Linked DNA regions of Homo sapiens: regions 1 and 2 are each linked to region 3. The links are chromatin loops, found by intact Hi-C in ENCODE. Cell type or tissue: K562. All regions are shown on one strand. Each heading gives the region's core, and the rest is flanking DNA. Links, peaks and the distances in the headings are about the cores only.

Region 1 (7,395 bases), core at 1,577-6,576, 150 kb before region 3:
AGTGATTGCTTGTCCATGTGAGCTCAGGGTGGCCATTTTACATTGTACTCTGGTCATGCCATTGTCCTGCTCACTGGCCTTTAATGGCTTCCTGTCATTTTCAGAATGAGGTCCACAGTCGTAGCCAGCACAGCCACGGGGCCCTTGCCCTGCCTCCTGCCACCCTCTGCCCCAGCCAGGTCAGCTCCTTGCAGCTCTCTGTGTGCTGTGCTCTACTGTGCCTTTTGCCTTTGCTTAACACTGCTCTCTTTTCCAGGAATATTCTCCTCCTGACTCAACCACCACCTGGATCTCCCAAATGCCCCTTGATTGGCTTTTGTGCTTGCTTGCCCCACCCCCTTGACTTGTCTCTCTGCCAAGCTCAAGGGCAAGGATTGTGTCACCTAACTTCATATACCCACCTTAACAGAGTGTCTAGCCCAGAGTTACCTCCCAGAAAACGGTGGTTGAATGCTTCCATATCAATTTTGTTTATATTTTTGAAAAAGAAAGTTGACATCCATTGCAATGGTCAGATTGGAAATGTTTAAAAATTATGTATCCTTGTATATAAACTAAAAAGTTATTGCCCCTCCCAGTCCTGACCCTCATTCCTCTGATTCTCATCTCTAGTGGCAACCATATTAACTGTGTTTTGCATGTCCTTCCGGAGATATTCTACACATGTAGAACCATATGTGTGTGGGATGTGCAAGTACATATACCGGTACACACACCCTTCTAAAAAGCATGTAGTAACATATTATATATTGTTCTCCATCTGTTTTTTTTTCTACTTCACAACATATTTTAGACACTTTTAAAATATCAGTACTGGCCACGCATGGTGGCTCACACCTGTAATCCCAGCACTTTGGGAGGCCGAGGCAGGTGGATCACTTGAGGTGAGGAGTTTGAGAACAGTCTGACCAACATGGTGAAACCTCGTCTCTACTAAAAATACAAAATTAGCTGGGCATGGTGGCACACACCTGTAATCCCAGCTACTTGGGAGGCTGAGGCAGGAGAATCGCTTGAACCCAGAAGGCAGAGTTTGCAGTGAGCCGAGATTGACCCATTGCACTCCAGTCTTGGCAATAAGAGTGGAACTCCATCTCAAAAATAAAATAAAACATCAGTACCTATCAATCTTCCTCCATTTAAAAAAATTGCCATAGGATATCAGCGCATGGACAGATTATTTATTTATTTATTTATTTATTTTCCTGAGACAGGGTCATCTTGCTGTGTCACCCAGGCAGGAGTGTGGTGGCATAAACACAGCTCACTGCAGCCTTCACCTCCTGGGCTCAAGCAATCCTCCCACCTCAGCCTCTCAAATGTCTGGGACTACAGGTGCACACCACGACACCCGGCTAATTTTTGTGTTTTTTGTAGAGACTGGGTCTTGCTATCTTGCCTTAGCTGGTCTCGAATCTTGGGCTCAAGCAGTCCTCCTGCCTCGGCCTTCCAAAGTGTTGGGATTACAGGTGTGAGCCACCACACACAGTGAAGATAATTTATTTAACCAGATTTTTTGTTTACCCTCTGTATTTATAAATGATGCTCCATACTTTATATACAATTTGCATTGCATGTTTATCTGTAGAAAAAATTGCTAAGTGTAACTATTTAAAATACTCAAAGAAATATATTGAAATATGCATGATATAGGTAGTATACTGGGACTATAATATGCGCCTCCATGCATATGGAAAAAAGGAAATAAGTATGTACCTTGGGTCACAGACTATAACATTCATTCATTCATTCATTTATTCATTCATTCATTTATTTGAGATGGAGTCTCACTCTGTTACTCAGGTCGGAGTGCAGTGGCACAATCTTCGTTCATTGCAGCCTCCGCCTCCCAGATTCCAGTGATTCTCCTGCCTCAGCCTCCTGAGTAGCTGGGATTACAGGTGTCCTCCTCCATACCTGGCTAATTTTTGTATTTTTAGTAGAGATGGGGTTTCACCATTTTGGCCAGGCTGATCTTAAACTCCTGACCTCAAGTGATCTGCCTACCTCGGCCTCCCAAAGTACTGAGATTACAGATGTGAGCCACCACGCCCAGCCCATAAGAACATTTATTGAGCACCTACTGTATGTCTAGCATTCCACTAAGTTTTCTAATTACATTTTTTATTTAGTTCTCATAGAAATCTTTAGATGTAGATACTATTATTATCCTCATTCTATTTTATTTTATTTTAGTTTTTTTTTTTTTTTTTTGAGGCAGACTCTTGCTCTGTTGCCTAGGCTGGCACAATCTTGGCTCACTGTAACCTCTGCCTCCTGGGTTCAAGCAATTCTCCTGCCTCAGCCTCCCAAGTAGCTGAGACTATAGGCGCATGCCACCATGCCCAGCTAATTTTCGTATTTTTAGTAGAGGCGGGGTTTCGCCATGTTGGTCAGGCTGGTCTCTAACTTCTTACATCAGGTGATCTGCCTGCCTTGGCCTCCCAAAGTGCTGGGATTACAGGCGTGAGCCACTGCGCCCTGCCATCCTATTCATAAGGAAGCTAAAACTCAGCAAGTCTAACTGATGTGCCCGAGGTCATATGGCCAGGGAGTTTCCCTCAGGCACCCGACTGCTGGACCGAGTGATATATGGATACACTTCAGGGCTCTGTGCAGTCAGTATGTAATTACTGAGCCCCTGCTGTGGGCCGGACACAGTGGTAGGTTCTGGGGACTTGAAGGTGAAAAGATGCACGTGTCCCTGCCTTTAAGGAGCTTACATTCTTGAGCAGAGCAAAGGAAGAATATGGCTGGGAATGAAGTGGGAGGGGCTGGGGAGTAGCAGGCAGATCTGCAGGCACATGGTCAAGGTGTTGTTTTCATGGAGCCTGTTAAGAGTGCGGTGTGCAGGGTCACCTCTACGAGACAGAAAGGCTCCCACGGCCAGACCTGACGCCGTAGTATCGCTTCTGCCTTAGAAGCATAAAGACACATTCCCAAGAGCCAGACTGTGTAGGGACTCTGTGAAAGGCACCCCAGCCCAGGGAGTCCATGGTGCTATTCCACAGTTGAGGATGGAAGTATCCAGTTATACTTAATGCCACCAGCAATCAGGATCATCCAGCTTTCTGCCTTTGCTCTGATTCTATGTTGACCAAGGCCTGGAGCCTGCAGCCTGGAGCTGTGGATGAGCAACCAGCATACTGGAAAGTAGAGCTCCACACCTGTCAGGGTGGGGCCAGTCTCGGACTGAGACAAGTTCACCAAGGTGTGCTGCCATTTGGGCACCTGCCTGGGGTGCCTAGTGGCTTGCCCCTGATAGCACCAGGCCTTGATGCTATCCATTTCCTCCAAAATGCAGTAGATAAGTCTGGAGAAACCACCAGTGCAGCTAGATGAGAAGGCTGAGGCCCAGGCCGGGAAAGAGATGGTCATGACAGGCATATAAACACATTCATCCTGATTGTGACTCAGGAATCACCGGGAGAACCACTTAGGAAGAAAACCACTCCTCTGTCCTTTGTTGGCTGTGGAGAGAGAGATTTTTTCCTCATGTCTACAAACCCTCTATGATCATAATTCCCATGTCTGGCCAAGCAGGTGAAGCCCCTGGGGCACAGGTGGAAACACAGATGCCAGGCCCATCCCCTGAGCATCTGGCTTGGTAGATCTGAGGTGGAACCAGCACTTGTGCTCTTAATGTGTTTTCTTGTGTTTACAGCAACCTGATTCTAAGGGTTTGGTCCAACAATTTTCTTTTTTTTTTTGTTACAGAGTCTCGCTCTGTTGCCCAGGCTGGAGTGCAGTGAAGCAATCTTGGCTTACTGCAATCTACCTCCCAGGTTCAAGCGATTCTCCCTCAGCCTCCCAAGTAGCTGGGACTACAGGCGCATGCCACCATACCTGGCTAATTTTTGTATTTTAGTAGAGACAGAGTTTCACCATGTTGGCCAGGCTGTTCTCGAATTCCTGATGTCAAATAATCCACCCTTCGGCCTCCCAAAGTTCTGGGATTACAGGAGCCTGCCACCACCCCTGGCTAATTTTTGTATTTTTAGTAGAGACAGGGTTTCACCATGTCGGTCTGGCTGGTCTCAAACTCCTGACCTCAAGTGATCTACCCACCTCGGCCTCGCAGAGTGCTGGGATTACAGGCATGAGCCACTGTGCTCATCCTGGCCCAAGAATTTGACCAATCGATATTAAGGTTGTACAGATCAAATGTCTCAGGGGACTCTAGAAGGCTGGAAGCTTGCGGGAGGAGATCTCCTAGCATCACTGCGCAGGCAGTGTGGTGTGTTTAAATAAGCAGGAGGCTGGAGAGCTGGGTTCTGTTCTGTTCTTCGCTCAGCCACTCCCCAGCATGAACCTGGAACAGCATCCTTCTCCCTTCTCTTCTCTCAGCCCTGGTTTTCCTATTTGCAAAGGGAGAGGTTTTAAATAGATAAGCCCTAAGATTCTCTTCAACTTGACAATTTATGTATGCAAAATTCATGCACCACCACCGGGGGGCGCTAAATCCATGGTTAGCTGGGCTTTGGATCTGAGTAGCCAAAACTATAGAACCTTTCGTTTTGCAACCTGGCAACTACTAAGCAAAAGATCGTCAGGGTTTGGGAGTCATAGATGGGGGTATTTTGTACACGAACTTATAATATAAAACAAAACTGTAAATATTTTCAGTATAAAATTTGATGAGTCATAAATGAAGTTATACTAGTGGAAATTTTAGCTCTTTTGAGAATTATTTCCTTTCCCCCCAAATCTTGTAGTTTCCACCCATAATCTCTATTACAAGACACATTGATATCCTGAAATGTACTGTGCTAGTAATGGGATAGTAATCCACATTGGTGCTGGAGTTCAGATCTTTTAAAGGAAGGTCAAATGATCTGTTTTTCATATTAAGACATTTTTAAAGTTTTCCTTTGTTTATATTTAGAATAGGTTGTAATCTGAGTAGAGGAACTAAACCTTGAAGGACTGTTGAAGGAGAGATAAGATAATGAGTGACCCTTCTAACATCAAAATGCTTTAAGGTCTGTAGATATCATATGATTCAGTGTTGCTGTTTAGCAATAACCATTATGTGACTATAATAGCTGTTGTGTTGATGTTTGCGCAGAAAGGATCTTAAGCAATTATGCCTTATTGTACTATTCATTTCTATTTGTAATTCATTCTCTTCCCTTATTGGAGTACTTTTAGAAGATCATGAAGTATGGAAGGAAGGAGTGGTGACTGCTTTCTGTTCAGAAGTGAACGTAGTGGTGTCAGGAGGTAGAGGTCACACTTACACATTTCTTCCTCCCCAGGAGGAAGTCAGGACACAGGGGGGCACAGCACAACAGGGCTGGCCAGGGCTGGTGCTGTTTGGGATAGGAGGTAGGATGGGCAGGGGGAAGCTGGGTATGGGCCAGGGAGGCTGCCCTGGTGCTCCATTATGAGGGGACAGCAATCATGCCTATGTTTGTGTGAACCCAAGATTTAGCTCCCACTTACAAGTAAGAATGTGCGCTATTTGGTTTCCCATTTCTGTGTTACTTTGCTTAGGATAACAGCCTTCAGCAGCATCCACACTGCTGCAAGGACATGGTTTCATTCTTTTTTTATGGTGTGCAGTGGCAAAAGTTAATAGAAGAATAGAACATCTTCTACTTTCAAGACCAAGAAGTGCTCACACCTTGCAGGAATTGGAGAAGGTTTGGATCACATCACCAGGGGTAGCATCTTGATGAGCTGAAGTGCTGGCTAAAGACAGACAGAAGATGGGGTGATGGTAGAGGGAGAAAGTTATAAATACAACTTCCGGCCGGGCACGGTGGCTCACGCCTGTAATCCCAGCACTCTGGGAGGCTGAGGCAGGCAGATTACAAGGTCAGGACTTCGAGACCAGCCTGATCAACGTGGCGAAAACCTGTCTCTATAAAAAAAAATACAAAAATTAGCCAGGCATGGTGGTGTGCACCTGTAGTACTAGCTACTTGGAAGGCTGAAGCAGCAGAATCACTTGAACCCAGTAGGCGGAGGTTGCAGTGAGCCGAGATCGCACCCCTGCACTCCAGCCTGGGCAACAGAGTGAGACTCTGTCTAAAAAAAATAAATAGATAGATAAAAAAATAGATAAGGCTGGGCACAGTGGCTCACGCCTGTAATCCCAGCACTTTGGGAGGCCAAGGTGGGCAGATCACCTGAGGTCGGGAGCTCAAGACCAGCCTGACCAACATGGAGAAACCCTGTCTCTACTAAAAATACAAAATTAGCTCAGTGTGGTGGCGCATGCCTGTAATCCCAGCTACTTGGGAGGCTGAGGCAGGAGAATCACTTGAACCCAGGAGGCAGAGATTGCAGTAAGCCGAGATTGCGCCATTGCACTCCAGCCTGGGCAACAAGAGCAAAACTCCATCTCAAAAATAAAAATAAAAATAAATAAATACATACATAGATAAATAGAGATGAATTGGAATTAACTAGAGGCAACAAACTTCATCCAGATGTTGACAGTGACTGATGGGACTTGGCCGCAGTGGGGTGGGGGTGAAGGTGGAGAATAACACATTTTCCCTTGCACGAGGGAGTGTTGTGTTGCCTGGTGTTGGTAGGAGGATGTTCTTTCTACTGCCGTCACTGGGAAGTTTAAGTGTGTGCAGAAGGGTATGTCCTTTAGATATATGTGCACTTACATATTTGTGTCTGGCTGTTTTCCTCAAAGAGGAGGTTTCTCAAGGCAGGACCTGTGTCTGGCACAGGTAGTGTTTCTCCAGTGTCCCACAGGCAGCAAGAGTTTGATAATGAGTTAACACATGTGTGCTGTAACCCACCTCTGACTTTTCCCACCCACAGCTGTGCATGTCTGATAAACTGTGGGAACAGATAGTCCAGTCGACCTGCGACACCATCACTCCTGACGTGAGGGCCCTGGCGGAGGACACAGGCTGGAGACAGCTGTTCTTCACCAACAAGCTCCAGCTCCAGCGGCAGCTCCGCAAGAGGAAACAAAAATATGGAAACCTGAGAGAAAAGCAACCTTAGGCACACATTTTCCTACCAGCAGGGAGCTCAGGCATGGCTGTGTTTCTCTTCAGTGTCCAAATCTCTTCTGTCTCCTTTTCTTAAGAACTAAGAGGTTTTGTTGATGCGTGGAGCCATTTGAAACTCGTAGGGGATTTGCACACAAATGCAGCAGAGTCTGGCTCCCCAGTGCCTTGCTAGAGTCACCGTCATTCTGAGGTCAAATCATGGCCCGAGGACAAGGGCTGTAAGACAGGGAGCCCCATAGGCCATCATCATCCTTATCCCACACCCATTATAAAAGAGGTTTCTATTGTATATAAACAAACAATAAATGATTATTAGCAGGTTTTTATTAGACATCTATTTTATCTAGGCATTAGAAAGGGTAATGGGGCTTTTGAATTTTTTCCTGGCATTGTGTCGTCTGCGTCCAGCCAT
Region 2 (7,395 bases), core at 931-5,930, 450 kb after region 3:
AGGACCTTTTCAAGGAGAATTACAAACCACTTCTCAATGAAATAAAAGAAGACACAAACAAATGGAAGAACATTCCATGCTCATGGGTAGGAAGAATCAATATCATGAAAATGGCCATACTGCCCAAAGTAATTTATAGATTCAATGCTATCCCCATCCAGCTACCATTGACTTTCTTCACAGAATTAGAAAAAACTACTTTAAATCTCATGTGGAACCATAAAAGAGCCCGTATAGCCAAGATAATCCTAAGCAAAAAGAACAAAGCTGAAGGCATCACACTACCTGACTTTAAACAATACTACAAGCCTATGGTAACCAAAACAGCATGGTACTGGTACCAAAACAGATATATAGATCAGTGGAACAGAACAGAGGCCTCAGAAATAACGCCACACATCTACAACCATCTGATCTTTGAAAAACCTGACAAAAGCAAGCAATGGGGAAAGGATTCTCTATTTAATAAATGGTGTTGGGAAAACTAGCTAGCCATATGCAGAAAACTGAAACTGGACCCATTCCTTACACCTTAAAAAAAATTAACTCAACACGGATTAAAGACTTAAATGTAAGACCTAAAACCATAAAAACCCTGGAAGAAAACATAGCAATACCATTCAGGACATAGGCATGGGCAAAGACTTCATGACTAAAACACCGAAAGCAATGGAAACAAAAACCAGATTTGACAAATGGGATCTAATTAAACTAAAGAGCTTCTGCACAGCAAAAGAAACTATCATCAGAGTGTACAGGCAACCTAGAGAATGGGAGAAAAATTTTGCAATCTATCCACCTGACAAAGGGCTCATATCCAGAATCTACAAAGAACATAAATTAACAAGAAAAAAACAACCCCATCAAAAAGTGGGCAAAGAGTATGAACAGACACTTCTCAAAAGAAGACATTTATGCAGCCAACAAACATACGAAAAAATGCTCATCACCACTGGTCATCAGAAAAATGCAAATGAAAACCACGATGAGATACCATCTCACGCCAGTTAGAATGGCGATCATTAAAAAGTCAGGAAACAACAGATGCTGGAGAGGATGTGGAGAAATATGAACACTTTTACACTGTTGGTGGGACTGTAAATTAGTTTAACCATTGTGGAAGACAGTGTGGCAATTCCTCAAGGATCCAGAACCAGAAATACCATTTGACTCAGCCATTACTGGGTCATACCATTACTGGGTACATACCCAAAGAATTATAAATCATTCTACTATAAAGACACATGCACATGTATGTTTATTGCAACACTGTTCACAATAGCAAAGACTTGGAACCAATCCAAACGCCCATTAACGATAGACCAGATAAAGAAAGTGTGGCACATATATACCATGAAATACCATGCAGTCATAAAAAAGGATAAGTTCATGTTCTTTGCAGGGACATGAATGAAGCTGGAAACCATCATTCTCAACAAACTAACTCAGGAACAGAAAACCAAACACCACATGTTCTCACTCATAAGTGGGAGATGTACAATGAGAGCACATGGACACAGGGAGGGGAATATCACACACCAGGGCCTGTTGAGGTGTGGGGGCTGGGGGAGGGAGAGCATCAGGAGAAATACCTAATGTTGATGACGGGTTGATGGGTGCAGCAAACCACCATGGCACGTGTATACCTATGTAACAAACCTGCATGTTCTGCACATGTATCCCAGAACTTAAAGAATAAAAAATAAATAAATAGGGACTAAGGAGGATTAACTTCTATCCCAGGAGAGGAGACAAGAATACCCCAGAGCTGGACAAACTTTGTCACAAACCATTATCTCTGCTTCTGAGGTCCAATTCATCTCTCCCCAAAACCATTAATTCTCCTCTAAGTTGCCTGCACCTCCCCACCCCTCTCCACCATGAGGAGGGTATTCAAGCTCCTCAGTCTCACTGGTTTGAAAGTGTTCCCTTTTCTTTCCTGTGATGCCCCAGTGCACATAATAAATTTGTGTGCCTTTGCTCATGTAATTCACCTGCTGTGTGTGTGTGTGTGTAAATGGGGTTTCACTTTGTTGCCCAGGCTGGTCTCAAATTCCCAGCCTTAAGTGATCTTCCAACCTCAGCCTTCCAAAAGTATTAGATGTTAGGATTGCAGGTATGAGCCTGGCAGGTGTTTGCTTGTTTGTTTGTTTGTTTGTTTTTGTTTTTGAGACAAGGTCTTGCTCTGTTACCCAGGCTGGAGTGCAGTGGCACAATCGCAGCTCACTGAAGCCTCAACATCCCAGGATCAGATGATCCTCCCGCCTCAGGTTCCTGAGTACCTGGGACTACAGCACGCCACCACCCCGCCCGGCTATTTATTTTTTTGTTAAAGAAGTGATCTTACTATGTTGCCCAGGCTGGTCTCAAACTCCTGGACTCAAGCGATCCTCCCACCTCAGCCTCCCAAAGTGCTGGGATTATAGGTATGAGTCACTGCCTCCAACCTATTTTTTAAATTTTTTTTAGAGACAGGGTCTTGCTTTGTTGCCAAGGCTGGAGTGCAGTGGTGCCATCATAGCTTACGACAGCCTGGAAATCCTGGGCTCAAGTAATCCTCCCACCTCAGCCTCCCAGGTAGCTGGGACTATAGGCATGTACCACCAGCCCACTAATTTTTTTGGTTTTTGTAGAGACAGGGTCTCACGATGTTACCCAAGCCGGTCTCAAACAGCTAGGCTCAAGCCATCCTTCCACCTCAGCCTCCCAAAGTGCTGGGATTACAGGCATGAGCCACCGTGCAGGGCCTGATAGTTTATTTCATAGACTCAGCTACCAACTCCTTAGAGTGTAGAGGGAAATTCTTCTCCACACACACCCTTCAAGGTTCTCCCTCCACCCTCTGCTGCCCTGGACACCCTCCCTAGACCTTCCCAGTCGGCAACCTGATGTCAGGAATCCTCCTGAAACCTGCTCCTGACTTCGCAGGTCTCAGTTCTGATCCGTAGGAGCACACAGAACAGAATGAAAGGCAGGGCTCTCCTGCGAAGGTTGGTTTTTTATTCTGATTTTAGCAAGTAAAACTCTACTTGAAATTTGCGTCTGACCACGGGTTCTCTCCCCTAAAATTTCCATACTCGCCCCAACCTGATTCCCCTCTCCAGATTCTCCAGAAAGTCTACACTGCCCTCTGGTGGCATAATGTTGCTATTGCACAGTCTCCTTTCAAAGCATCCTGTAACGTTTCTTCTTGTCAGTCATCCTGTTGTCCATCCTGGAAAAATAGAATTCTTCTCAACCTTCTAAACGAAGATCACAAAATCAAGGTCAGAGTGCCATTATTTACTTCTAAATGACGGTGGAATAACATAAAGAATAGGTGCATGAGATGGTTTTGATATGTGGCAGTTCACGTGCCCACAAATGGGTTTATGGCCTACGCAGAGAACCCTTAATTCAAATTGCTAGGTGGATACTGTGTCTTTGATGCTCTTCCATCCCCTTTATGACCTTTCCATCCTCCTAGGTCCCTGGGGACCTAGGGGTCTCCACAAACAATGTATTTCTGCCCACCCTGGATTTCCCTCTAGGCTAGAATGCTCTGAAGTGTAGCCTCCAGAGCAACTCAGACTTCTAAGGGCACACAGCAGTGATGCAGGGGACATTGAAGTTGCAGAGAAGTAAGGTGGCACCTAGATACCCAACTGTACGGCCTCCACTGGAGCACAGAGCCTGTCAGCTTCCCTGGCCTGCCCTGTAGATTCTCACATTGTGAGGGCATCCTTCCAGTGCAGGCTCAGAGGTGGCCTGAACAGAGAAGAAAATACTAGGTTATGGAGTGAGTTTAACCACGGCAGACAGTTGTCTTTATGAGGGGAGATGAGAAGTGGGTTGTTGTAAGTGGATGCCGTCTTGGGGAGGTGATTCATCCCCACAGTGTGGATTAATGCCTGCCATCTGACCGTTGCTCCGGAGGTGATGGATGTGGAAATGGATCCCAGGCAGAGATGGCTTTGAAAGGGCCCCCTCACCAATGGGAGCTCTCTCTGGCAGACATAGAACCAAACACCTCAAACACTTGTGGGGGTCCCATATACAGAACAAGATGTATCTTCTCAGACTGATAGCCATGGCTAAGATGGCCTCACAGCTCCAGCCCTAGGAAATATCTAGCCATAGTGTCTGCCGGGGCAACTAAGCGTTCGCAGCAAGTACAACAGCACCTGGAGTTGCCCTGTATCCCCGTTTTGTGGAAAAAGAAGCAGCCGCCATAAACAAGAGAACTTCATGTCACAAATCCTGAAAGTTAAAAATCCCAAGCGACAAAGAAATCTTAACGTTTCTTCCCAGCACCAACACAGAATCGTTCATAAATCCTAAATGTTTACTAGATGAAGACTGTGACCGCTTTCAAATGTTCATGATCAGTACTCTTTTCACGTGGCCTTTTTGAAGAATGTTGACTTCGGACCGCAGTGCTTCACCTTCCCACCGCTGCTGAGTGTCACACAGCGTCATCTTCCCTCCCTGCCTGCCATGAGGCCCTTCCTGCTCAGCTGCCCACAGCAAATCATGAAAGGATCACTAGGTTATATTTATAATTTTCAAAAACTTTAGAAACATACAAATATAAAATGAACATGTCAATGGTTTGATTCAAATCATTCATTAAACAAGGGAACCAGAAATAGGTTAAAACTGGTTCAAAGGAGAACTTGAAGAATTGAGATTTACATTGTCAGTCCAGTCAAAGGAATGCTGAAACAAATTTGCTAATATATGCAAAGCTGGTTAATATACTACTACACAACAAACTATATAAATCATCTTTTCTACAAGACAGTAAAAAATTATATCTCTCCAATGCAAAATGCATTTTCATTGTTATGGGCTAGAATCATTTACAAAACCTTCAAATAAGAATCTTCATATTATTATTCCTTTTCTGCAAGTTAACCTCTACCTCTTAGAGTTGTAAAATACCCTGGCTAATAAAGTTAATCAAAATTACATAGCAACCACTGCATTGAAGGAATACTCAGTCATCTCTTTTATTTTATTTGATATTATTTTATTTTATTTTATTTTATTTTATTTTATTTTATTTTATTTTATTTTATTTTATTTTATTTTGAGATGGAGTCTCACTTTGTCACCCAGGCTGGAGTGCAGTGGCGCAATCTCGGCTCACTGCAACCTCCGTCTCCGGGGTTCAAGCAATTCTCCTGCCTCAGCCTCTCGAGTAGCTGGGATTACAGGTGCCCACCACCACACCCGGCTAATTTTTGTATTTTTAGTAGAGACGGGGTTTCACCATGTTGGCCAGGCTGGTCTCAAACTCCTAACCTCAGGTGATCCACCCGCCTAGGCCTCCCAAAGTGCTGGGATTACAGGCATGCACCACCGCATCTGGTAATCTCAGTAATCTGTTAATTCTTCTTGAAAATGTATACATTAAAGTGTGTGGACTTGATGTGTTAAGGAACTGGGCCATTAGTCTCCAGCCTTCTCCTCTCTGGAAATGGGGTTTATGTAAATGCCAAAGCTCCTTTATAAGTTCTGAGCCCCTCAGTAGTTTTTCCCCTATAAAACTGGGTTTTGCTCAGGTGCATTTCTGCTAGCTAGGAGGCAGCTTGAAGTCCTGGCAAGCCAGGCTGGCATTCTAGAGAGTTCAGTGTAATCACAACACAGAAGAGTACCTGGGCCTGGCCTTCCTGGAGACATATCAGGGAGGCCCTTGGAGCAAACTTTTTCTATACAGGACCAGATAGTAAATATTTTAGACTTTGCAGGTCGTAAAGTTTCTGTAGCAACTACTCAACTCTGCCACTGTAGCGCAAAAGCAGCCTTAGACCACATATGAATAAATGGGCACGGCCGTGTTCCAATAAAACTTTATTTACAAAACAGGCCATGGGCTGGATTTGGCATATGGACCACAATTTGTCTACCTCTGGTAGAGAGAATACAGGAGCTTTCATTCATTCACACAGTTAATATTAGCTGTGATCCTAAGTGAGCCATACCTAAACCGATCCCATCCCTGCCTTCACGGAGCTCCTGGTGTGGTGGAACGCATAGTTTACATAAGGAATTTTAATACAGGGTAATAGCAGAGATGGCAAGTCAGACAAACCTAGTCCAATGAGAAAACACCACTTAAGTTGAAACATAAATACTTACTAAGATGCTGAATTTGAGGTCCTTGTGACATATCCAAGTAGCAGTGTCATTGGACAGGTGTTTATAATAAGTCTACAGCTCAGAAAGCCAGCCCGGGTCGGGCGCGGTGGCTCACGCCTGTAATCCCAGCACTTTGGGAGGACGAGGCGGGCAGATCACCTGAGGTCAGGAGTTTGAGACCAGCCTGACCAACATGAAGAAACCCAGTTTCTATTAAAAATACAAAATTAGCCGGGTGTGGTGGCACAGGCCTGTAATCCCAGCGACTCTGGAGGCTGAGGCAGGAGAATTGCTTGAACCCAGGAGGCGGAGGTTGCAGTGAGCCGAGATCGTGCCATTGCACTCCAGCCTGGGCGACAGAGTGAGACTCCGTCTCAAAAAAAAAAAAAAAAAAAGAAAGGCAGCCTGGGCTGCAGATCAGATCTGGAAGCCACTGAAGCCTCGGGGGTGGCTGACGTTGCCTGGGAGGGTGAGTGGGCAAGAGGAGCTGTGTGAGTGACTACACCCTGTGCTTCTCAAACTTGAGCGCACAGCTCACTCACCTGGAGGGCTTCTCAAAACACAGATTGTGGGGCCCCGCCCCCTAAGTCTCAGATTCAGTACATCTGGTTCGAGGCCAAAGAATTTGCATTTCTTTCAAGTTCCCAAAGAAGAAGGTACATCTGGAGTCTAGTCAAGTTTTGAGAAAAGGGCTTTTCATTACAAGCAGAGTGTAACCAGGAAAGATGGCTCCTTGTACCCACCAGAGGAATAAAAACATCTTTTAAGAAAAGTCTAAGATTCTGACATTTTGGTTACAAAGTCAAGAAATAAGCTCCACCTAAAAAAAATCATCATCATTGGCCGGGCGCAGTGGCTCACGCCTGTAGTCCCAGCACTTTGGAAGGCTGAGGTGGGTGGATCACGAGGTCATGAGATTGAGACCATCCTGGCTAACACTGTGAAACCCCGTCTCTATTAAAAAATACAAAAAATTAGCCGGGCATGGTGGCGGACGCCTGTAGTCCCAGCTACTCAGCTACTCGGGAGGCTGAGGCAGGAGAATGGTGTGAACCTGGGAGGCAGAGCTTACAGTGAGCAGAGCTTGCGCCACTGCACCCCAGCCTGGGCGACAGAGCGAGACTCCATCTCAAAAAAAAAAAAAAAAAAAATTCATCATCATGAGATGCATCCATTTCACTGGCATTAGTCATCTGAGACTATCTAATGCAGAGCAATAAATTCTTTCCATGATGCTGGATATCTCTTGGACCTCCCTGTAAATAATTTTTT
Region 3 (7,395 bases), core at 1,029-6,028:
CCACCCTGGCCTGCCTTCAGCAAGAATCCTAAGCCTGTTTAACCAGAAGCTTTCCTTCCCCCTGCTGCTTTCTCTTAGTAATTTCCTCCATCCCGACTGCCAGCCTGCTCCATGGCTATAAATCCCCACTCGTTCTGGTTGAATTAACCACTGAGTCCGTTCTATATGCACTGAGGCCTCTTTCCCCCTTTGCAATACTTCCTGAATAAAATGTGCTTTTCCTACTTTACCTACTGTCAGGTCCTGGGTTTCTTTAACAGGAGGGCAACCTTCAGACTGGGTCCAGGTCAGTGACATAGAAGGGGAAGTGGCACAGTGTGTCCACAGAGGGCAGAGCCCAGTGACGGGAGCTCACAGCAGAGACGCCCAGGCTGCATTCGGGAGGGCAGTGGCACCGATGAGAGGGGCATAGGCAAGGACACCACGGGGCAGGATGCAGAAGGGAGTCCTGGGGCAGAACCAGAGCGGGAGCCCAGCCCATCAAACATCAAGACGTGGCCTGGTGCATGGGGAGTGAGATTCCAGTGACCCAATGGGGACCAGGAGTCGGGAGATGCTGCTCGGAGAAGCTCCGGACCTGCAAACCAGCCTGCTCAGACTGACTGGGAGCCTAGAGGCATTCATTCATTCATCCATTCATTCTACAAATCTGTATTAAGCGCTGATGAGTTTGACGGTAGGGATATACCAACAAACAAAAGAGATAAAAAATTTTGTCCCTGTGGAGCTTACATGATAGTGACAAGAGACAGACACCAAACACAATAAACAAATCATGTTGCGTGTTAGAACATGATAAATGGGATATTTTGGGGGAAGAAAGGACACACGTGAGAGGGAGCAGGAGAGCCAGGTGTGGGAGGTTGCAGCATTAGGGGTGGTTGGAGCAGGCTCCCCCAGGGACATTTGAGCAAAAACATTAAAGATGTGAGGGTGAACTGTGGGGACTTCCAGGGGGAGGAAGCTCCAGACCCAGGGGATTGCTGGTGTAAAGGCCTTGAGGCAGGAGTGGCCTGGGTTCCAGGGAGGCCAGTGGGTGCAGCAGACCTACGAGGGAGGGGAGAAGCCCCTCATACAGGCCTCAGAGGGGGTGCTCTCACCCTGAAGGTGGAGTAGGTAGGATTGGACTCATCTTAACAGGCTAAGTCTGGCTGCCATATTGAGAATAGGCTTTGGGGGTAGGGGTTGGGGTTGTGACGTGTGTTGGGTGGGGTAGGAACAGGCCATGTACCACTGCCATTAAAGCATTTCAACTGGGGACCTGTTAATATTCTTAACTGCTCCCCTGCATTTCACAGCTGCCTGTATCCAAATACAATGGGGCCACCTGACAGCACACCTCAGGGTGACTTCATGTTCAAATATAATATCAACCCAATATCCAATAAAAAGCTTCAAAAATCATGCCAACATCTTAAGTCCCTCAAGGCGGTGTCAAAGCAGGAGCCAATCCATGACCTACCGAGAGAGGAGAAAGGAAGAAGCCAGTCAGGCAGGCAGTTAGGGTGGGCCCTCAGTTAAATTCTTTCAAACAAAAGAACAGCCAACTTGCACAGAGGGGCTTGCCTAAGACACGCCCACAGCCACATAGATAAGAAAAGCTACACAGGTGACTCACCCAGACACGCCTGCAGTGGAAAGTTCTGTCCCGTAACACATGTACAGTAAGGGGAACAAAGCAATATGGAGTCACTAAGCTAAGGGCCCACATGCACACTTGGAGGATGGGGTGGAGCTAACAGAAATTTGTGTCTTATGCAAATGAGATGCCCAGCCCTCATCAGTTTCTTATAAAAGCCTTTGCATTCAACTGTAAAGACAGCAACCCTCTTCTGGGCCCCCTCTCCATGGCAGAAAGCTTTCTTCTTTTGCTTAGAAAACTTTTGCTCCAATCTCACCTTTTGTGTCCACACTCCTTAATTCTCTGGGTCATGAGACAAAGAACTCCAGGTAATACGTCACAACGAGAGACTGCTACGTCGTGGTGCATTGGTGAGACTTTAACACTAAAAGAGAATACCGTGTGGGCCACCTCCACTCATCCATCTCTCTCTGAAGTTCTCATGACCATGGCTCAATATTAATCTCCTCCCTCCATCCACATGCTTGCTCCCTGCACCCCCAAATCTCATCTGCCCAGCTGCTTTTTTATTTAGTTCCCTTCTCAGTTTAGTTTTTTCTTCTGCAGTTGGCTTCACATTCTATTCTTATTACTGTTTCTGAAAGCTGTTAATAAATAAACAATTAAACTACAAAACATTACAATTAAACAAACCAAGCAATCAACCAAACAATAAACTCTCGGTTGTCACCTCACAGGACAAGGACAGCTCTTGTGATTAAGTTGCAGGCTCTACTGCTGCCCACACCACAGATACCTTAGTTAGATTTGCTCCTTTGTCAAATGTTTAAGTCAGATAAAGGACCAGTCGTAGGGCAGTGGATCTCAAACCTAATTGTGGCAAAACAAAACAAAACAAACAAACAAAAATCACCTAGAAAACTTGTTCAACTGGTTAAAAACACAGATTCCTGGGCCTGAATCCTAGAGATTCCCACCCAGAGCCAACATCCCAGAATCTGCATTTTAGGCAAGCTCCCTGTGATTCTGAAGCAGCGGGCCATAGGCAATTCATTGGGAAGCGGTCAGTGTCCAGATATCTCAGAGGACCCCTCTCTAAGCACTCTTGATTGGTCCCAAAGACCCCCCTTCCCCCAGTAGGCTGGCTTCTTCACCCTGTCCTCATCCTCTAGCATCCCCGAGAGGAGGTCACCTGGGACATTCTTGCAAATGGGAGGATCTAGAATCCAGGTCTCTGCCTGCTGCCGGCCATCCCCAGGCGGGCCTCCTACCAGATTCCAATCTATGAAACGAAAAACTGGGGATCCTTTTCCAGCCCACGTTACTGAGTGCATCTCAGTTGTTTCATTATGCTAGCTGTGAGGTTTTGCACTTGTGACAAACAACAGAAGGGACCTTTTGTCACAGTAAGGAAATCCTCGCAAGCATGTGCCTAAACGTGACTGCCTGCTGCTTCGTCTTTGCCAGTCTCATCTGGAGAGGACCTGGCGCATGCTCTTGGTTGGTTTTCCTCCATCTGCATGAAATAGGAGCCACTGAGAGCATCTTCCTCCCCTTCAAAGCCTTCACTACTTCTTTCTGCTAGTTCCTTGTCCTTGCAGGAGCTTTAATAGCTCAATTCCTTTCCGTCTCTGGAGGGGCCCACAGTGCCCTCTGGTGGTTGAACAGCATGCTACACTTTTTTTTTTTTTTTTTTTTTTGTGGGGTAGGGAGAGGGTGGACAGAGTCTCCTGTCGCCCAGGCAGGAGTGCAGTGGTGCAATCTCGGCTCACTGCAACCTCCGCCACCCCGCCACAGGCTCAAGCGATTCCCTTGCCTCAGCCTCCCAAGTAGCTGGGATTACAGGTGTACACCACCACACTGGGCTAATTTCTGTATTCTTAGTAGAGTTTCACCATCTTGGCCAGGCTGGTCTTGAACTCCTAGCCTCAAGTGATCCACCCGCCTCCTCCCAAAGTGCTGAGATTACAGGCTTGAGCCACCGTGCCTGGCCTATGGCACACTTTTGTAGAAGTCCAGGGTGCCTGCTGCTCTCAGGGCTAGGTCCTGTGCCCATCCTGGGAGAATGGGAAAGCCTCTGTATGCATTCTGCTCTGCCTGAGCCCTCCACAGAGCCAGAACCAGGCCTAGGGGTTCAAGGGTAAACTTCTTTGAGGAACTGGAAACTGAGATGATGATGAGATTAGGGATTGGCTATGAATACAAACTGGGTCATGGTCCAGATACAGAAACATCAAAATCTGACCTGTGGGCTCTGTCTGGGAAAATTTAGGGCAAATTGGCACTTGTAGGTGGCAAGGAGTGGCTTGTTTACCCTGCCCTCCTCACTGTCCCTTGTTTGGACCAATTCTGCCTTCTTAGGAGGACATGACAATTCTTCCCCCAGGATCCTAGGATGCACTGAAGCCTCTAGTTTTTTCCTGCTGGTGAGTACTAACATATGCCCATTAACTTGAATGCTTATCTTTCACTGGCCAAGACCAAGCTTTGACAGGTACCCCCAGAGCACTTTCATAGGCCCGTGAGTCAATTCTGAACCAAGTCATGGGGGCAGCTGAGTCAGCTCCCCTCAATCCCGGCCTTGATAGCTGGGCACAGTTGTGGCCCGGGGTCTGAATGCTGCAACCACAGTGCTTAAGGTCTGGGTTGTGGAAGCTGGAGAACCACTGCTGGGCCTGAAGGCTGGAAACCTCGCTGTTGCCCTTGCGAAATAAGGACATTTCCACTTTATCCCCTAGGGCAGAGCATTTAGTGAGTCAAAACCTTAACTCCACATCCAACAGACTCTGTTTCAGAACAGTGTGTCAGATGCTTCAGTATCAGCTGACATCCTGGACGTGTAACCACCCCTTTCTGCTCATACTTGGGCCTTGTGTCCAGGTCTGGGTGACTGTCCTCACCATTGAGTTTTTGCTTGAGGCCCCGGGCTGTCTTCTGGAAAGTGGCTATCATGGGTTCCTCAGGGTTCTACCCAACCTCTCTGTAAATGATCAGACGCCAGTAGCTGCTAAAGGGGAAAAGTGTCCCCTCTGCCAATGCATCTGAGCTCTGGTCTTGTCCAATGGGGATGACTGGTGCCAGGTTGCCTGGAGTCCTGTGCTGGGAGGGACTTCGCCAGGTGGTCTTCCTTGTTCTAGATGGTTCTGGAGATTCAAATGGCCCAGTTGAGACCAGAGGTGAAGAGAGCAAGACAGTGCCTTCTTGATTTCATTATTTCACATGTCACTTCATAGGGGAATGACTGCTAAAATGAATACGGTCTGTGCATTTTTTCTAAGTCACAATTACAGAAGAGATAGAATGACAGGAGAGTTGTGAATCCCATAGTCCCCACACCTAATTTCAAGAGGGGAGGAGTTCCATTGGAGCAGCTTTGGGACGAAAGAGAAGCAGTCAGGGTCCTCAGGGCTCAGGGCAGGAAAGCAAAGAGTCCAAGGCACCTGCCAGGACTGACCCCGCCCACCGACTCCCATAACTACTTGCAGAATGTGAGCTTGCTCTGAAGGCCTGGCTCTACCAGAGCTTGGAAAGCATCTGAGAAATGTACCCACTCCAGATGTTGATGCCAATGAAGTCTACCTCTCCTGAGGGAGGCTGCACTTCACCAGGAGACAATGTCTCCCCAGTTTCTAAGAATGAATCTTCCAAGGTGGAATTTCTGCTATCAGCTAGAGGGGGGAATGTATTTTTACATGTAATTCCTCCAGTCATTCCTGATAAGAAAGCTTTTTTTGTTGTTCCATTTTTGCAACCTTTTGGAGTCATGTAAAACCTCCCACATCATAACCTGAAGGTAGTCCTGAGCTGATGCAGGCTCCCTGGCCAGTTGGGGAGGAAAGGGTTCAGGAAAGAGTGGAACCCAGCTGGATCAGATGGGAGAAATTGAAGCAGTGTTGTTCACCTGGGGTAATACTTGAGGTTTGTGGTCTCATGCCAAGGAAATCAAGAACATGGACACACCTGGAGTGAGATTAAGAGTGGACGTTTGGCCGGGCGCGGTGGCTCACGCCTGTAATGCTAGCACTTTGGGAGGATGAGGCAGGTGGATCACCAGGTCAGGAGATAGAGACCATCCTGGCTAATATGGTGAAACCCCGTCTCTACCAAAAATACAAAAAATTAGCCGGGCGTGGTGGTGGGCGCCTGTAGTCCCAGCTACTTGGGAGGCTGAGGCAGGAGAATGGCGTGAACCCGGGAGGCAGAGCTTGTAGTGAGCCAAGATTGCACCACTGCACTCCAGCCTGGGCGACAGAGCGAGACTCTGTCTCAGAAAAAAAAAAAAAAAAGAAAGAGTGGAGGTTTAATAGGCAAAAGAAAGAGAAAAAAGAATAACTCTCCTGCAGAGAGAGAGGAGTGCCCAAGTGGGTCTTCCAGCCCACGCCAAAATGCACCGGATTTTATAGACTGGCTTGAGGAGGCAGTGTCTGATTTACATAGGGCCCACAGATTGGTTGGACCACATGTGACATTTACATAGCACAGGAGGAAGTTGGCCACCCCACCCTAATCTTATTATTATGCAAATGGGTTTTCTACTTGGTCAGCACCATGTTGTCTGCTCCTTACTGTACATGTGGTTGGCAAGGAAAAGGGAAGATGGAGCCACCGTGTTGGACATGCCTGGCTCCCAGATAGCCCTTTCCCATTGGCACAGCTGCCGGCATTCACCCGTGCAAGCTTCCAGCTTGCTTATCTATGTCTGCAGCTCAATTTTACAGGCTGCTTTTTGTTAGAAAAGAAATGACTTGGGGGCTGCTTTTCATTAAAAGGAAAACCTCAGCGAGGACTTCCTTACCCTCACTATCTGCCTAAATAATTTCTTTTTAACGCCTATGTTATTATGGCCTGGGTGCAGGACTGGAATGGGTCCCTGGAGAGAGGCAATTGGCATTGTCTGCAGGGGCATCACTGATGGTGGGTTCATTAAGAGTTTTTAACATCTAAGGAGGTACGTGCTGAACGTGGATGAGGCCTGAGCAGTGGGAAACGACCAGGAGGGCAAATCCTGCACCTACAGCTCAGAGAGTCTGGGGGAAGGTGAGGACCAGCTGGGCTAAGCAGAATAACCCAAACCCTGCTCTCGCAGGCAGAAATCACTTGAAAACCAGGGGAGCAGTACAGCAACAAACAGGAGCAAGGGAAGAGAGTGTTCCGGGAATAGGGGTCTTGGCTGTCATGGCAATCAAACTGCTAGTGTTTGAAAGTCTCAACTTGAAAGAAATAAATGACTCTTTAGGGTACCCCCCACCCCCTGCCCAAGATACAGAGAAACCCAGAGCCATGATTAGATGATAGACAGACAGACCTGGATCAGCTTACCAATGCGAGAACGGAAGACAGGGTTAGGTCATGAATGGATATAAGATTTTTTTACCCAGCAATCCTGGCTGCTGGTAAACTGGTAGGGAGGGGAATCTTTTATCATAATGCATTGAGCTTATGCTAGGAATGGGAACCTTTAGTGTACCTCTCAGAAGGATTTGGAAGTCTAAAGTCTAGGCTGATAAAATCATCATCTCTAGAACTCAGCATTCACTCCAAAATGGCACCAGGAGTGGCCATCTTTATGGCCATATTTGTTGTCTTTCCATACAATGAAGGGAATTCTACTTTATTATATGCTTTTCTTGAGCCAGTGCTCAAACTGCCTCCGCCCTTTCCTGGATCATAGGTGAGGTCAATCTATTTCACAGTTCACACTGTTGTGAAAACACTGAGAAATAGGAGCAAAAGAAATCTCTATACATTTTCTGTTCATTAGTCTGTGACACTGGGTACCTAAATGGAAACTCCAACACACTCTACTCCCAGTT

Evidence for each region. Hi-C counts contacts between places; a loop is a spot of excess contacts. Peaks named below come from ENCODE experiments on the same cell type or tissue, not always from the same donor. Only the 100,000 strongest peaks of a DNase experiment are listed, where the experiment ranks them.
Region 1: a loop joins it to region 3, with 16 times the contacts of the local background. A loop is called at or near these places in 96 of 110 quality-filtered maps.
Region 2: a loop joins it to region 3, with 5 times the contacts of the local background. A loop is called at or near these places in 40 of 110 quality-filtered maps.

The regions. Positions count from the first base shown.
Region 1 is chr2:230,003,910-230,011,304 of GRCh38, forward strand. FBXO36 (F-box protein 36) reads left to right here. Exons shown (of 4, transcript NM_174899.5): 4 at 6,787-7,395. The coding sequence ends at 6,975. Among named protein-coding and RNA genes, the nearest start is that of SLC16A14, 61 kb to the right of the region's middle. RefSeq lists a silencer at 2,880-3,069. In K562, for the core only: a CTCF peak has its summit at 4,450 (motif pointing right); a DNase peak (open chromatin) is centred at 4,472.
Region 2 is chr2:230,608,422-230,615,816 of GRCh38, forward strand. No RefSeq gene overlaps it. Among named protein-coding and RNA genes, the nearest start is that of LINC01907, 88 kb to the right of the region's middle. RefSeq lists enhancers at 2,888-2,947, 6,765-6,884. In K562, for the core only: a CTCF peak has its summit at 3,136 (motif pointing left); a DNase peak (open chromatin) is centred at 3,100.
Region 3 is chr2:230,157,114-230,164,508 of GRCh38, forward strand. No RefSeq gene overlaps it. Among named protein-coding and RNA genes, the nearest start is that of SP110, 59 kb to the right of the region's middle. RefSeq lists a silencer at 3,213-3,282. In K562, for the core only: a CTCF peak has its summit at 3,235 (motif pointing left); a DNase peak (open chromatin) is centred at 3,238.